Linked DNA regions of Homo sapiens: all the other regions are linked to region 2. A link is a contact called in ENCODE Hi-C or POLR2A ChIA-PET data. All regions are on one chromosome and are shown on one strand. Each heading gives the region's core, a stretch centred on a gene start or an enhancer-like site at or near the end of the contact. The rest is flanking DNA. Distances are from core to core; before and after follow the strand shown. Region 1 holds the start of KLHL24 (kelch like family member 24). Region 2 holds the start of TTC14 (tetratricopeptide repeat domain 14). Region 3 holds the start of AP2M1 (adaptor related protein complex 2 subunit mu 1). Region 4 holds the start of SENP2 (SUMO specific peptidase 2). Region 5 holds the start of ABCC5 (ATP binding cassette subfamily C member 5).

The links. A loop is a pair of places that touch in the nucleus more often than their neighbours do. ChIA-PET counts read pairs that join two places held with the same protein, here RNA polymerase II (POLR2A). Pooled maps may share reads with other maps.
Region 1: a map of CD4-positive, alpha-beta T cell shows a loop between it and region 2 (14-fold over the local background). The contact joins the promoter of KLHL24 here to the promoter of TTC14 in region 2. A Hi-C loop is called at or near these places in 2 of 168 maps with a recorded cell type or tissue (CD4-positive, alpha-beta T cell and naive thymus-derived CD4-positive, alpha-beta T cell) and 6 of 50 pooled maps.
Region 3: a pooled map shows a loop between it and region 2 (19-fold over the local background). The contact joins the promoter of AP2M1 here to the promoter of TTC14 in region 2. A Hi-C loop is called at or near these places in 5 of 50 pooled maps.
Region 4: a map of naive thymus-derived CD4-positive, alpha-beta T cell shows a loop between it and region 2 (8-fold over the local background). The contact joins the promoter of SENP2 here to the promoter of TTC14 in region 2. A Hi-C loop is called at or near these places in 1 of 168 maps with a recorded cell type or tissue (naive thymus-derived CD4-positive, alpha-beta T cell) and 6 of 50 pooled maps. POLR2A ChIA-PET finds 5 or more read pairs at or near these places in 1 of 52 experiments (CD4-positive, alpha-beta T cell).
Region 5: a map of CD8-positive, alpha-beta T cell shows a loop between it and region 2 (6-fold over the local background). The contact joins the promoter of ABCC5 here to the promoter of TTC14 in region 2. A Hi-C loop is called at or near these places in 1 of 168 maps with a recorded cell type or tissue (CD8-positive, alpha-beta T cell) and 8 of 50 pooled maps. POLR2A ChIA-PET finds 5 or more read pairs at or near these places in 1 of 52 experiments (activated T-cell).

Annotation. Positions count from the first base shown.
Region 1 is chr3:183,634,182-183,636,881 of GRCh38, forward strand. It overlaps KLHL24 (kelch like family member 24), which reads left to right and starts at 1,442. Exons shown (of 8, transcript NM_017644.3): 1 at 1,442-1,612. LOC107986162 (a long non-coding RNA gene) reads right to left here and starts at 2,428. Exons shown (of 2, transcript XR_001741042.2): 1 at 2,354-2,428; 2 at 1-2,103. RefSeq lists an enhancer at 1,288-1,347 and silencers at 1,768-1,877, 1,888-1,957, 2,148-2,467, 2,518-2,700.
Region 2 is chr3:180,600,875-180,603,574 of GRCh38, forward strand. TTC14 (tetratricopeptide repeat domain 14) reads left to right here and starts at 1,289. Exons shown (of 12, transcript NM_133462.4): 1 at 1,289-1,548; 2 at 2,017-2,141; 3 at 2,250-2,449. The coding sequence starts at 1,388. It overlaps TTC14-DT (TTC14 divergent transcript), which reads right to left and starts at 1,239. Exons shown (of 3, transcript NR_183700.1): 1 at 1,029-1,239. RefSeq lists an enhancer at 1,080-1,369.
Region 3 is chr3:184,173,421-184,176,120 of GRCh38, forward strand. It overlaps AP2M1 (adaptor related protein complex 2 subunit mu 1), which reads left to right and starts at 1,435. Exons shown (of 12, transcript NM_004068.4): 1 at 1,435-1,539. It overlaps DVL3 (dishevelled segment polarity protein 3), which reads left to right. Exons shown (of 15, transcript NM_004423.4): 15 at 1-194. RefSeq lists an enhancer at 1,483-1,552 and a silencer at 1,763-1,812.
Region 4 is chr3:185,584,854-185,587,553 of GRCh38, forward strand. SENP2 (SUMO specific peptidase 2) reads left to right here and starts at 1,442. Exons shown (of 17, transcript NM_021627.3): 1 at 1,442-1,661. The coding sequence starts at 1,561. RefSeq lists enhancers at 1-300, 301-919, 920-1,538, 1,032-1,081, 1,122-1,521.
Region 5 is chr3:184,016,572-184,019,271 of GRCh38, forward strand. ABCC5 (ATP binding cassette subfamily C member 5) reads right to left here and starts at 1,313. Exons shown (of 30, transcript NM_005688.4): 1 at 1,259-1,313. RefSeq lists a silencer at 881-1,050 and an enhancer at 1,531-1,710.

The DNA of each region.
Region 1 (2,700 bases), core at 192-2,691, 3.0 Mb after region 2:
TTGTATTGAAAGCATTTTATCGTTTTAGAAAAACTAAGAGGACATTGTGATAGATCCATAATAAAATAAGCAAAGAAAGAGGATAATTATTAAAACTCCAAGGAAAACCAAAAGCCATACAAGATGGGAAATTGTATACGATTTGTCTCAACAATGAATAATAAATACATGGTCTCATTAGCGTAAACATTAATGATTTAACCAGATTATGAGAAGGATAGCTTCCTTAATAGGAAATAGTCATACATTATTTGGAAATATATAAATACCAGAAGAAATAGCTCAAATAATTGAATAAGAGATGGAAAAGAGGCCTAAAAAGTATGTTTAAAAGGCCTGTATATAGGCCTTCCATATTATTTCCGCCTCTGGTCATCAGAACACAACGCCTAATTTAATAGAGGCATGACGGTATTCATGACATGTAGAAGATAGAGATTTTTAAATTTGGTATCAGAAACCAAAAACTAGTTAAATGGTTGCAATCATCCTTTAAAAGAATACCTGCAGGCGGGGCGCAGTGGCTCATGCCTGTAATCCTAGCACTGTGGGAGGCCAAGGCAGGCGGATCACTTGAGGCCAGAAGTTCGAGACCAGCCTGGCTAACACAGCCTCTACTAAAAATACAAAACATTACCTGGGCGTGGTGGCGGGCACCTGTAGTCTCAGCTACTCGGGAGGCTAAGGCGGGAGAATCGCCTGAACCCGGGAGGCAGAGGTTGCAGTGGGCCGAGATTGCGCCACTGCACTCCACCCTGAGTGGCAGAGCGAAACTCTGTCTCAAAACGAAACAAAACAAAAAGCTTGCAGACACAAAACGACAACACAATGTCCTTTAGGAACTCCATCTACCTTGGAAAACAGGGATTTGTGACAGCTTTGGTCGACGTGCATGTGCGTTTAAAATAAAAAGGTAACCTAGGATTTGATACCAGGGACAGTAACAGCTTTATCAAAAAAAAAGAGGTGGTTTTCCTTGCTCCTTCTAAGGACTGGGGTTTTAGTCTCGTCCACCCTGCAGGCCCTCAGGCCTGATTTCCGATTGTCTATCAAAGGGTCAAATAAAAAGCTCTCTAAGCTTCGACCCAAGCTTTAAAGTCGAAGGGCTGATCGCGGGCTTTTTCCTTGGGACGTGGCAGGGGCCTTTGAGGGAAGGAAAGAAACGACTCTGGCTTCTCACTCGGCTCCTTACACAAGAGGCATTTTTTTAACTGTCTCTGCTTAAAACAAGGTGTTTTTGAGTCAGCAGCCCTTTGGGTGGGTCTCGTCCTCTTGGGCACCCGACACCCACCCCACGGCGGGAGCCCCAGGTGGCCCCGGAGGCCACCGGGAAGCGTGAACTACATCTCCCAGGGTTCCCCGGGGCGGAGGACGCCCACCCGGATTGGCCAGGGTTCGCTGACGCTCAGTGTTTTGGCCCGGACGGTCACATGTTTCCTTTGTTGTGAGCTGCGGCAGAGACTGGTGGCTGGAGGAGACGCCGGCGCTGGAGAGTGCGCTGCGCCGCCCGCCGCTGAGGGACCGCGGGGTTAGCCACTGCTGGCTGCTTCCAGTGTTCGCCGAGAGGTACCGGGGGTGACAGCTCCGGGACCGGCCGAAAGGCGAGGAACCGGTCAGAGTCTGAGTCCTCGGGGGCGGAGGGGCGACGGCGGTCCTGACCACCGGGGTGTCTGCGGGAGGGCAGCCAGCGGCGGCCGGCCTCTCAGAGCCAGACTGGCGGTCTGCGGAGAGGCTGCAGCTGGGCTACAGGGCCCCTTTCTGAGGCGAGGGGCCTCCAGGGTTCACCTGGGGGGTCTTCCTCCCCCGCTTGGTAGCTACAGCCCTGAGGGAGGGCGCGCGCGCCTCCTGGCACTACGGCCCGGAACCGCGGCGCGGCTGGTGCGGCCTGGCTAGGGCGGGGTGGTTGCCGGGACTGGGGGTAGCCGCAGGTGCGGTAGGCTAGTCGCCGCGGGGCCGGGCGCCGCCGGGGGAGGCGGCTGGGCAGACGGGTGCTGCTTGTTGCCGATGGGCTGCGAACGGGGCGCTGCTTTTTATTTCAGGAAGCCCGGGGGAGTGCGACCGCCTCAAATCCAGCCTTCTTGTTTGGTGGGACGACCGTCGGTTCTGTCCGGGAGGAATGACGGGGTCAAGGTGGGGTCCCCAGGGCCGCGGGCCCGTGAAGCCCCATTAAAGCGATTGCGAAATGCACTCGGCACTGTCACCTGACCGTTACCCCCGCCCCCGTCCCCTGCGAGCCTTTGTTTACCACGATCGCGACACCCGGCCCGCTGCGGCCGTCCCCGGGGAGCCGGGGCGGGCGGGGGAGCGGGCGTTCCGCCGGCGCAGTCCCCGCCTAACCTCCCCACCTTCTTACCACTCCAGGACTCAGTTTCTTAATTTAGTTCCTAATGGACCCGCCCTCAAGTTCTGGACACCCCGGGTGAAGACTGTTAACGCGGCGGGGATTGGGCGCCTGCGGCAGCTTGTGGGCGGTACCCGAGGGAGAGTTCGAGTTTTTATTGGCGAGTTTTTATTGTCACTAGGTGGGCCTGCCCTGGGCCATTCTTCCCGCCCCCTTGAAGGTGATCTGGAGGACGCGCGGGAGCGCGCGCTGTCGCTGCTTTTGCAGCTGCGGCCCGAGTGGAGCCGGGTGGCGCGGGTGCGGGAGGCGCGCGCTCCCGCCCCTGCTGCGGGCGGCTGGTAGCCTCGGTGGCCGCCGCC
Region 2 (2,700 bases), core at 39-2,538:
AAATTTATCTTTTACAGTTGCATTCTTGTTTGTTGCATTTTCTCAAGTCTCAAACTGTTTACCTATTTGCCTGGGTTTTCCACAAAACAGTGTGGCAGTATCGATTATGTTCTGGGCTAGATCTCCTATACAAAAGTGGTAACACAGTGAAAGGCAAGTTGATTTCCTCAAAGACACATGGTGGGAAGTGGAGAGACTAACTGTCACCGTTTATTTCTGTTCAAGAGGACTATACTGAACTATTTACACTGAACATATTTAAATGGTACAAATTTTATACTGGAATAAAACGAAGCTACATGATCTCAAAATTAGGGTTAGTTAGACCTTCCATATGATAAAATACTCAATCCAGCAACTCTGCCTGAGAAGACCAATTAATACTTCGTTTGGAATCCTAACTCTAGCCTCTTACTAGCTGTGTGCCATTGAGCAATTTACTGGGACTCTCTGAGCATGTTTCCTCGTTTTCTAAAATGAAAAAGTACAATAGCTACCATAGTGGTTAGGTTCTCAAGTCAGTAAGTAAGGGGATGGGGGACCTAAGTTGAAATTCCCTTTGAAAATCACTTGAATTGTCCATAAGAACAGTATATTGACTTTTGCGTACATACCACTATACAGTAAGTCCCACAGACACTAAATTTTGAGCAACCATTGAGATAAACTAAATAAGAAATGCATGTGTTCATTAGTTATTGTAAAACTTGAATGGCATATGCACGTGTGGAGACATTAAAGCCATCCTGGTTTTAGAATTCACAATCACTAACAGTAAATGGGGTATGGATGGAGAACACCACTCCAGGTGCTTAACAAATGTCCGTGTCCTTCCTTTCTTCTGCCCTTAAAACCACCTGGAAACCTTCCCGGAGCAGCCGGTTGAATGGGGTTACGCCAGAGACACAGGTATTGATTTACGCAGAGAGTACGTCGAGGGAAGAAGCTTGGAGACTCGTATAGGGTTCTTACCCTGGCACTGGCACTTAGAAGCACCTTGATGAATACGAAAAGGAATTATTATTTACCCTAGGTTACAGCTCGAGCTATTTCGACGTAATAACGATCCCACGTACACTTTAAAAAGCAAACTTCTCACATACATCACTTCCTGGAAGCCCTAGTCAGCCTTTAGCCCAAGCAATGCTGAGCCCAATCCTTCGGCCTTCCGTAGTCTCGCTCGGTTTCGCGAGATCGAGGCTGAGCTCCGCCGCGCCGCCGTGGGGGCGACCCCAGAACACTTCCGGGTGTAACTGGTTGTGCTGTCTGTGTACTTCCGGCAGCCTCCAGACAGTTTCTTCCGCTTCCTGTACCACCCGGCTCAAGTAGCGGACACGGAACAGGGAACTATCAGCCCGTCGGCCTCCGGGCCCTGCATTCTCTAGCCATGGACCGGGACCTTTTGCGGCAGTCGCTAAATTGCCACGGGTCGTCTTTGCTCTCTCTACTTCGGAGCGAACAGCAGGACAATCCACACTTCCGTAGCCTCCTGGGGTCGGCCGCCGAGCCAGCCCGGGGCCCGCCGCCCCAGCACCCGTTGCAGGGCAGGTAATGAGACGTTGGTGCCACTGCGCCACGGAAGAGGGGACGCAGCTCTGGCAGCCACTACCGCAGCCCCGGGTTTGCGTCTAGAGGAAGTGGAGCCGCGGCCGTGAGCACAGGACGATCGCGCGCTGGTGTCTTGGGCTGGGTGGACGGGGGGCGCTCCTGGGTTGTGCAATGCGGGATGCGGGCTGAACTTTTTCTCTGGCACTGCTTGGTAGAGGCGCAGATTCCTTAGCTAAAAATCCCTTGAGCTTTCCTATCTGAGTTGGAGGCGTCACTTTTTAAGTTTCCCCGCTCTCCACCTCCAGGTTGGTTAATGAGGGAATGCCTAGTTAAAACTTTTTGTCTGAGGTTGTATTGTCTGCAGCTTAGGATGGAGCGGAATGGGCGATGAAAGCCATAAGCAGAAGGTTAGAAGTAAAGAGGCTTTGCAGATAACCCAATTTTCATATATATTTTTTTCTTTTTAAGAAAAGAGAAGAGAGTTGACAACATCGAGATACAGAAATTCATCTCCAAAAAAGCGGATCTGCTTTTTGCACTTTCCTGGAAATCAGATGCACCTGCAACTTCTGAAATTAATGAAGACAGTGAAGGTCAGTTTAGCCTTAAAATCTTTAAGATTGCGGTTCGGTTTAACAGTACTTCAGGTGAAACGGAACTCAAAACTATCGTTAGTGATTTTGTTAATTTTTTTTTTTTAGATCATTATGCAATCATGCCACCTTTAGAGCAATTCATGGAGATACCTAGTATGGATCGGAGAGAGCTGTTTTTCCGAGATATTGAGCGTGGTGATATAGTGATTGGAAGAATTAGTTCTATTCGGGAATTCGGTTTTTTCATGGTGTTGATCTGTTTAGGAAGTGGTATCATGAGAGATATAGCCCACTTAGAAATCACAGTAAGTTATTTTTGTTACTTGGATTGCTTCTGTTTTTGTTAACGCATCTCAATGCAAGAACTATATCTTTGCATGCAGTTGTGCTCAAGTATACCTGCCAAGATGCTTTTGGAAATTAAATGTTAATTGGAGAAAAATAGTTTAAAAAAATTAGTGTAAGTTACCCAGTTTCTCCCTCCATTTCTGGTTTTTGGGATTTTTTAAATTTAAACTGGTTGGCAGGCACAGTGTTCTTTTCTAAATGCTCAAAG
Region 3 (2,700 bases), core at 185-2,684, 3.6 Mb after region 2:
ATTTTTGGTTGTGTGATAGAGTTATTTAACCTCTCTGAGCCTCAGTTCCCTCGTATGTAAAATGATGATAATAATACCTACCTCACAGGGTTGTTGTGAGGATTTAAATTAGATATTGTACGAAAAGTGCCTAGCACAGTGCCTGGCACACAGTAGAGTAGGTGCTCAATAAATGGTAGCTATTATTATTATTATTTTATCATTATTATTATTTACTCTAAATTGGTAGCAGTTTAGGGTATTTTTGGAAGATAAAGCTTTTGCAAAGGTAGAAGTGAAGCCTTGAGTGCTGGTTCAAAAATTAGAAGTGCCTGTATTCAGTCACTTAATGACTTCAGGCCGTGACTATGATGTGAGAGAGGTCAGATCTTCATCCTGCCACATCGTGGCTTCTGGCTGGAGGCTGGGAAGGACTGTAACATTTGCAACCAGATCTGTCCTTTCTTGCCCTTCCTTCCTCCCATGACAGGCGTAGTCCTGCCCAAGGAAGGCAGCAGTTTATCTCTGCCTACAGAAAGAGAAGAGCCAACAGATTTTCTTAAGACTCTGCAAGAACCAAGCAGGCCTTTCATGTGTGAGGGTTGGGTCTGTCTCCTCAGCTTGGATGTAAAGATTCTGTTTATCAAAGAGGGGATTTCAAATCCCATGTCAAACTAAATTCAACTCTTCGAACGTCTTCTAAGCAACATATATGCCTGTCACTAGAAGGCATACACAGTCGCATAGGTATAGCTAAGGAGAACATCGGCTCGTTCATGAAAAGCTGTAGCTGACCTCCGGGAAGAGTGTACAGTCATGGACTTATTTGTGAAAAGGTTTAGTTTCTTCCAAGTAGTCGCCTCCTTCCTCCCCGCTCCTCTCCTTGGGTCTTGATCCCTTGGAAAAAGCTCATGTCCGGAACAAATATATGAGAAAAGCTTGAGAGAATCAGAGGTAGTGTTAGAAAGCAGTAAATTCAGCACAAACACTTCTACTGCCCAGTTGTATTTATTTGTGTGTAAAGTGAGGACAGCCAGTCCTGGGACTCTGGAGACAGAAAAGGCCTACAGCAATCCAAGGCTTAACAGATGTGCTTCCACAAATGGCATTAATATCCCAAAGCTCTCCAGAACACAAATAGGAACAGGAGGAAGTGCAGGGACTACAATTCCCAGAGCGCTCAGTGAAAAAAAAAAAAAAAAAAAAAAAAAAAAAAAAAATGAGGCGGGTGGAGCGGTGTATGCTGGAATGTGTATTTCTGGTAGGGCCGACTAAGGCCACGCCTACCCCTTCCTGAGGCGGGGGCGGTTTCTCGAAGGCAGTCGGTAGTTGTAGTTTTGCTAAACCTAGAGCGCTTCAAATTGCAAGCAAGGAGGCCGCGAGGCCTGACGGGATTTGTAGTCGGCGCTAGACGCCGGCGCGCACGCGCAGCCGGGGCCGGGGCGGGGCGGCGGCACTGCGGTGAAAGCCGAGGCAGCGGGCAGACGAGCAGGGGGCGGGCGGACATCTTGGGATCCGGAGAGTGGCCGGGCCGGCAGAGCAGGGGGCCGAGGACACCAGGTGAGCCGGGGATCTGGCCTTATGGCGTGGAGGAGGACGCTGCGGGTCGTCTGCCTCGCCGCGCAGCTTTGTCCTGCCCTGCACTGAGCTGGCGGAAAGCTGCCCACACCCGGGAGTGGCTTCAGCCTTCGGACCCGGGAGCTAGCTGACGGTGGGGCGGGGGCGCCCGGGGCGCGATTGCAGGGCTGGCGGGGAGCGGTGCCCTCCACCTGACCCGCCTGGCGCCTCCCATGAGAGGGATACCGCTTGGAATCCTCCCAGAGCAGGAACGCTGCGCAGCGCCCCCTCCCTAGGATCGTGCCAACCCCCTACCCCTCCGCGCAAGGACAATTTCCCCGTCTCGTAGGACAGTGACACCCCTTTGTGCCGCCGCCTTGCACCGTGACAGGTCTCACGCCATGCGGCACCCCCTCCTCTTAGTTCAGTGGCACCCCGCGGCTCTTCTTCCTTAGACCTGTGACAGCCCCCGCACCCCCATGGCACCATCTTTTCCCACAATGTCCTCCCCAAGGCGAAAAGCCTACCACCCTCTCATTACTCTGCACCTGAACCCCAAGCAGGCTCTGTCTCCCCAGCTTTCCCTTATTCACCACTGTCAGTTCCCCCGGCCGGTTTTTCCTTCTTAAAGCCTTGACCTTTTCCATACTGGAAACCCTTACCTTTACGTTCACTCCACCAGCCCAGTTTGCTGCTGTGGGCTCACCTGAGGACGCTGCCTGGCTTTCACTGAAGGTCTTTCCCCTTAACTAAATGTTCCATTCTTGCCCAAGGCCCCCCTCTGGTTCTCGGGTGCCCTTCGCTACCTACCACTCGATACCTGTGGACTTGGTGCTTTGCCCCAGGCTCTACCTCCATTTTGCATCTCCTCTCCCAGCCTGTTTGGGACTGAGGGATGGGATGAGTCCACCACCTTGAGAGACCGCTCACCCCTCTGGAAGACCTTGACAGCCACAGGAAAAGGCTTTATTTTCCAGTTTAGAAAAGTCCTCTAAAGTACTCCCTGTGAAATTAATACCAGGGCTAATCCAGGAAATCTAAAACCAAATTAATGCCTTTTCTCAAACAGTCTAAATTAATTTGACCCAAATAATTTGGATAATTCAGGCATCCTGACATCCCTGCTTCTTGCTTATAGGCACCCAGGCCAGAAATGAGTTACTT
Region 4 (2,700 bases), core at 192-2,691, 5.0 Mb after region 2:
TGGAATGCTGTCTATTGAGGAAAGGAAGAGGCTGTACTGGGGAGTGCCAGCGTTGAAGTTCAAGCAAGTGTAAAACTCTGGCCTTAACTGAATCACAAGTAGGAAACAAGTTAATCAGGAATGGATTTGTGGGGCATGAAAACCTTTGAGGATTCTTAGGATTGTTTGGAAGAGGGGACTGGATTTTCTATCACTAAATAGGGTGGGATTTGTTTTACAGTTGATAATTTTTTGATGGGGTGCGTCAGGGTCCCACTCTGTCACCCTGGCTGGAGTGCAGTGGCGTGATCACGACTCACTGCAGTCTCAACCTCCTGGGCTCAAGTGATCGTCTCACCTCAGCCTACCAAGTAGTTGGGACTACAGGTGCGTGCCACCACACCCGGCTAATTTTTGTATTTTTTGTAAAGATGGGGTTTTACTATGTTGCACAGACTGGTCTCAAACTCCTGGGCTCAAGCTATCTGCCCACCTCAGCCTCCCAAAGTGCTGGGATTAAAGGCAGGAGCCACCGCGCCCGGCCTATAGTTGACAATTAACTAGAAGTGTGACATTGGAATTATAGAGGGAGAGTAACGAGACTCATTACTTACTAGCCCAGGGTAGGAGACATTAGTGGGCCGCAGGTTTCATCCTTAAATTTCTGTGAAGCCTTTCTTGAGGACATCTGCCCTTTCCTTCTCTCCCTCAGTGTGTGGTTTTCCTTTCTCTGGCTCCCACTGCACTCTGCACATACCTTTATCACAGCAACCACTTACGGTGTATTGTAATTTGTAATTATCTATGTACATGTCTCCAAGTAGACTGACCTCAAGGGCGAGGGACTGGCGCTGGTACTCAGACCCCGGGTTCAAGTTCCAGCCACGTCTCTAGCTAGTTTTGTGATCTTAGACAAATAACTTAATCGCTCTATGCCTCAATTTCCTTGACTTATAAAACTGGCTTAAGACTCTCTGTCACACGCCATTGCTGGGCATATTAAGGTGACAATGCGTGAAAAGTACGAGGCAAAAGGTAAGTGCAAAATAAAGGGCGCCTAAAACGGTAAACGTGTGTTAATTAACCTGATCTACCTTTACATGTGCATTCAGCAAACACTGAGCACCTAATGTCCTCTGGGACCCCGGAACGCCTCCTCCGGAGTGGAGCAGCCTCACATGTGGCCTGTGGGCCTTGTCCCACGGGCCGGCTCCGGATTGGCTCCGCCGAAGAGAAAACCCTGCCGACAGCCCTTCCGATCTCGTCAGCGATTGGGCCGGGACCGTCCCACAATTACTCTTGTTGCTGGGCTCGGAAATAGGGAGCGGTGCTAGGTTGCGCGTGCGCAGATTGAGAATGGAGCTTTCCGGTCGGGCGGGAGGAGGTGACGTCAGGAGTGGTGGCGGGCGGGGGCCTCTGGTAGCCCTGGGGACGCTGTATCTGTGGGCTCTTGAATCGCGTCACAAATCAGCGACCGAACTCTGGCGGTGGTGGTTAAGACGGCGAAGGCGGCAGCGGCGGCGACAGCTCTGGGGTTTGCGTCTCGGGGTGTGTCGGCCGCCGCTGCTGCTTGGGCCTGGTATGTACAGATGGCTGGTTAGGATTCTCGGCACCATTTTCCGTTTCTGCGACCGGTCGGTGCCCCCTGCCCGGGCCCTCCTGAAGAGGCGGCGCTCAGACAGGTGAGACGAGAGGGGGCTGAGCGCCAGCCTGGCCTTACCCCCTCCCCCACAGCGGGCTCCTCGGCCGTGATAGCTTTGATTCAGCCAGGCTCACCCGAAACAGGTCGCCGGGATCCTAGTGACGTAGTCGCTCCCGCCAGGCTGTAGGGAGGCAGCTCCTGATGAAGGAGGAGCTGGTCGTCTTCGTAGCGGCCGGTGATGGCAGGGTCTTTGACATTCTTGTCAGAGGCCAAGCTGGTTGCTGATAACAAATGGGGCTTTGCCGCTCTTAGGCTGAACACTAACATTGAAGGAATACTGTCTTTGTTGTGGCTCACTGTTTACAAAGCACCCTCGCAAGTGTCATCTGCAGACATTAAGTGCAGTTGAAGTGAGATTCATAGCTTGCCCAAAGCCGTTTTGACTGCAAGTACTGTCCTTGCAGCAAGAAACAGCACCTGTTTTGTTCCAAAACAGCTGTCAAACAGTCTGTGTGTTTGGGGCCAGAAGGGTTTTGTGCTTTAGAATTAGTGAATGAGTAAAAAGGCTTAGGTGCCTCACTCCTTTAAAACAATCACTAGTCTGTACTCTTAAATTCGGTTAAAATTTGGGGGAAACGCAAAGCTATTCTTTTCTTTTTTTCTTTTTCTTTTGGTTGAGACGGAGTCTTGCTCTGTCGCCCAGGCTGGAGTGCAGTGGTGCGATCTCGGCTTACCGCAACCTCCGCCTCCTGGGTTCAAGCGATTCCCCTGCCTCAGCCTCCCAAGTAGCTGGGATTGCAGGTGTGCACCACCACGCCTGGCTAATTTTTGTGTTTTTAGTAGAGATGGGGTTTCACTATATTGGCTAGGCTGGCCTTGAACTCCTGACCTCAAGTGATCCGCCCACCCCAGCCTTTGGAAGTGCTGGGACTGCAGGCATGAGCCACTGCACTCAGCCCCAAAAGCTATTCTTATTTAGCATCTACTCTTTGGAGTGTCCCATTTTATTGTATCGACCTCCTTACCTAAAAATCTGGAAAATAAAATACTATACAAATTCTATGCCCCCTCTTCAACTT
Region 5 (2,700 bases), core at 63-2,562, 3.4 Mb after region 2:
TTTCCCTATCTTCTCGTGTCCTCCTTTAAAGTTGTTGGAATATCTTTTTTAAATGCTCACTTGCCTCAGCTATCAAGAGAGGAAGAAAGAGAAGGGATTTTTGTTTGTAAAAAACAAACCTGTTGTCCAGACATGTACAAGGGTAGAAGCAGAATAATCAACGTGGGAGAACCCCAAAGAAGTGCCCAATAGGGTTGAGGCCACTTAGTCAGCTGCCCTTTTTTACCAAGATTCTCTTTCCACTGATAAAAGTGTAGACACTCTCCCTGCACAATGATACTGATTCAACTGCATGGCAGGAGGAGAGTTGCACGGGATTACCAGACTGGTGTGTGCAAGCTGCAGTCATCCCAACACTCATGAGTAGGTTTCCATCACCTCCAGGCCCTCAAGCTGCACGAGGAAGACACCACGCTAAAGGGATACGTATTTACCACACCCACTGTAATCCACTTGTTGCGTCTCCAAGCAGCCTCACCTTTCATACACGCTGCGGACCACAGTAAAACCTAGCCATCTCCTCCTCCAAGACCTCCTGAAACTTTCCCCGTCGTTCCTGTGCCCACCTGCCTCCAGCCTCTCCGTCTGTGCAGAAACCAAATGGCCCCTGTGTGATAAACACAAAGCCACCCGCGGCTCTGTGTGGCAGAAGCGAAAAGAGCACTGGATGACCGTGGAGAGATCTGGGCTGCGTTCCCGGCACAGCCACGGCTTTGCTGCGCGTGCTTATGTCACGTACCTCCATTTACCCGCTTGCAAAAACGAAGGGGATGACTTACTTCGAAGGTCGCTGGCGGCTCCGCTGCGGGTTGAGCAGGGTGCCCCGAGCCACCCGCTGCACAGCCTCCCAGGTGGGCGTTTCTCTCAGACCCGCTTCGCCTGGGATGCCCGGGCCCTAGGGCGTTCCCACAGCCCGCTCCGGCCTGCCCAGGCGAGCGCGACCCACACCCACGGCCCGCGGGCGCAGCGCCCCCTGGCGGCCGCGGCCAGGGACGTAGCCCGCGTCCCTGCCCGCTCATCCCGATCCTACCTGCCTGTCTTCCAGCACACGACCCCGTCACCAGACCCCGGGCTCACAGGCCTAGGAGGCGGCGGCAGGAGACCAGGGGGAGGCCATACGCCGTTCCCCAAGTCTCCAGTGTCCCCCGAACTGCTCGCAGCCCTGGCCACATCCCGCCACGCCCCGAGGAAATGCAAAGGGGTGATCCCCGTGACAACCGAGCTGGAGGGCAGGGGTGCGGCAGCAGCCATCACCTACCTGCGCCCCTGCTCCAGGACAACCGCGCCAGCCGCTCAACCACGCTCCCGAGCATGAGCCCTGCAGCAAAACAAGCCTTTATAGCGGCATCGGCCGCCACACCGCGCAAGCGCGCTGCACAAAGCATTCCCAAGGCTGAAGGGAACTGTAGTCCTCCTTCCGAGTGCCCAGGGCTGCGGACGCGGCGAAGGACTACATTTCCCAGAAGCGCCGGTGACATCCCGGGGGCGGTGCGGGCTGCCCCTCTTCCCACCGAGCTCCCGGCTCTGTTCCATCCTTCCCCGTGCCTCTGCGAGACTGTCTGGAATCTTCTCAGGGGTCGTGTTCCCTGGGGGAGGCAGCCGGGAGGCTTAACCGTGGCCCTGTGTTCGCACACAGTGCTGTTCGTAGGCAGAGCAGTCCCACCCTGCGTGGCCGTGTAGCTGCCAGAAAAGATCGTGAAGGTCATCGTAGCCCGCGTCTAACCCGTTGAGAGTCGTCAGGCCGGCCAGCCCCAGTTCTTATCTGTTGTGGCAGATACGATTGCTTGCTCATGGTTCGACCCTGCAGTCTGCGCAGATACCGCCTTTCTCACTTTAACACCAACTGCCCATCAATGTCTCGCTGCCTGGTCTCTAGATAATAAAATGCCAGGATCACAGTCTTAGAAGTGGCAAGAGCCTTAGAAATGTTATGCTAACTCATCTTCTTCTTTTTATAAATGAAACTGAAGCTCCCAGAAAGATTGATCCCTTTATTTCTCTGTTTCATCGGTACCTTCAGCATCATTAAATAAAAGCCACTGTTGAGTTCTTCCCTACCTTGTATCCGATGCTTTACATACCATTCTTGTTTCCTTTAATCTCCATTACAGCCCTATGAGTAGGTATTATGAGTTTTTTTTTTTTTTTAAGGAGTCTGGCTCTGTTGCCCAGGCTGGAGTGCAATGGCGCGATCTCGGCTCACTGCAGCGTCCGCCTTCCGGGTTCAAGCAGTTCTCCTTGCCTCAGCCTCCCGAGTAGCTGGGATTACAGGCGTCCGCCACCACGCCCGGCTAATTTTCGTATTTTTTAAGTAGAGACAGGGTTTCGCCATATTGGCCAGGCTGGTCTCGAACTCCCGACCTCAGGTAATCCGCCCGCCTCGGCTTCCCAAAGTGCTGGGATTACAGGCGCGAGCCACCTCACCCCGCCGTATTTTTTTTTAATTCAAAGATTAAAAAAGAAGAAGAAGAAGAGGAAGAGGAAGAAGGAGAAGGTAAAGTGACTTGTCCATCTTTATAACAGCTAGCTAGTTAGCTAGTGTGAAGACACTACTGTATCGTAAAGCAGCATATTCTTGCGCACGGATTGATAGACCAATGCAATAGAATAAAGAGCCCCCAAACAGACTGGTGCATCCATGTAACTTGATCTGTGACAGAAAACCTTACGAATCCGTGGGGAAAGCAAGAAGAGTCAGTA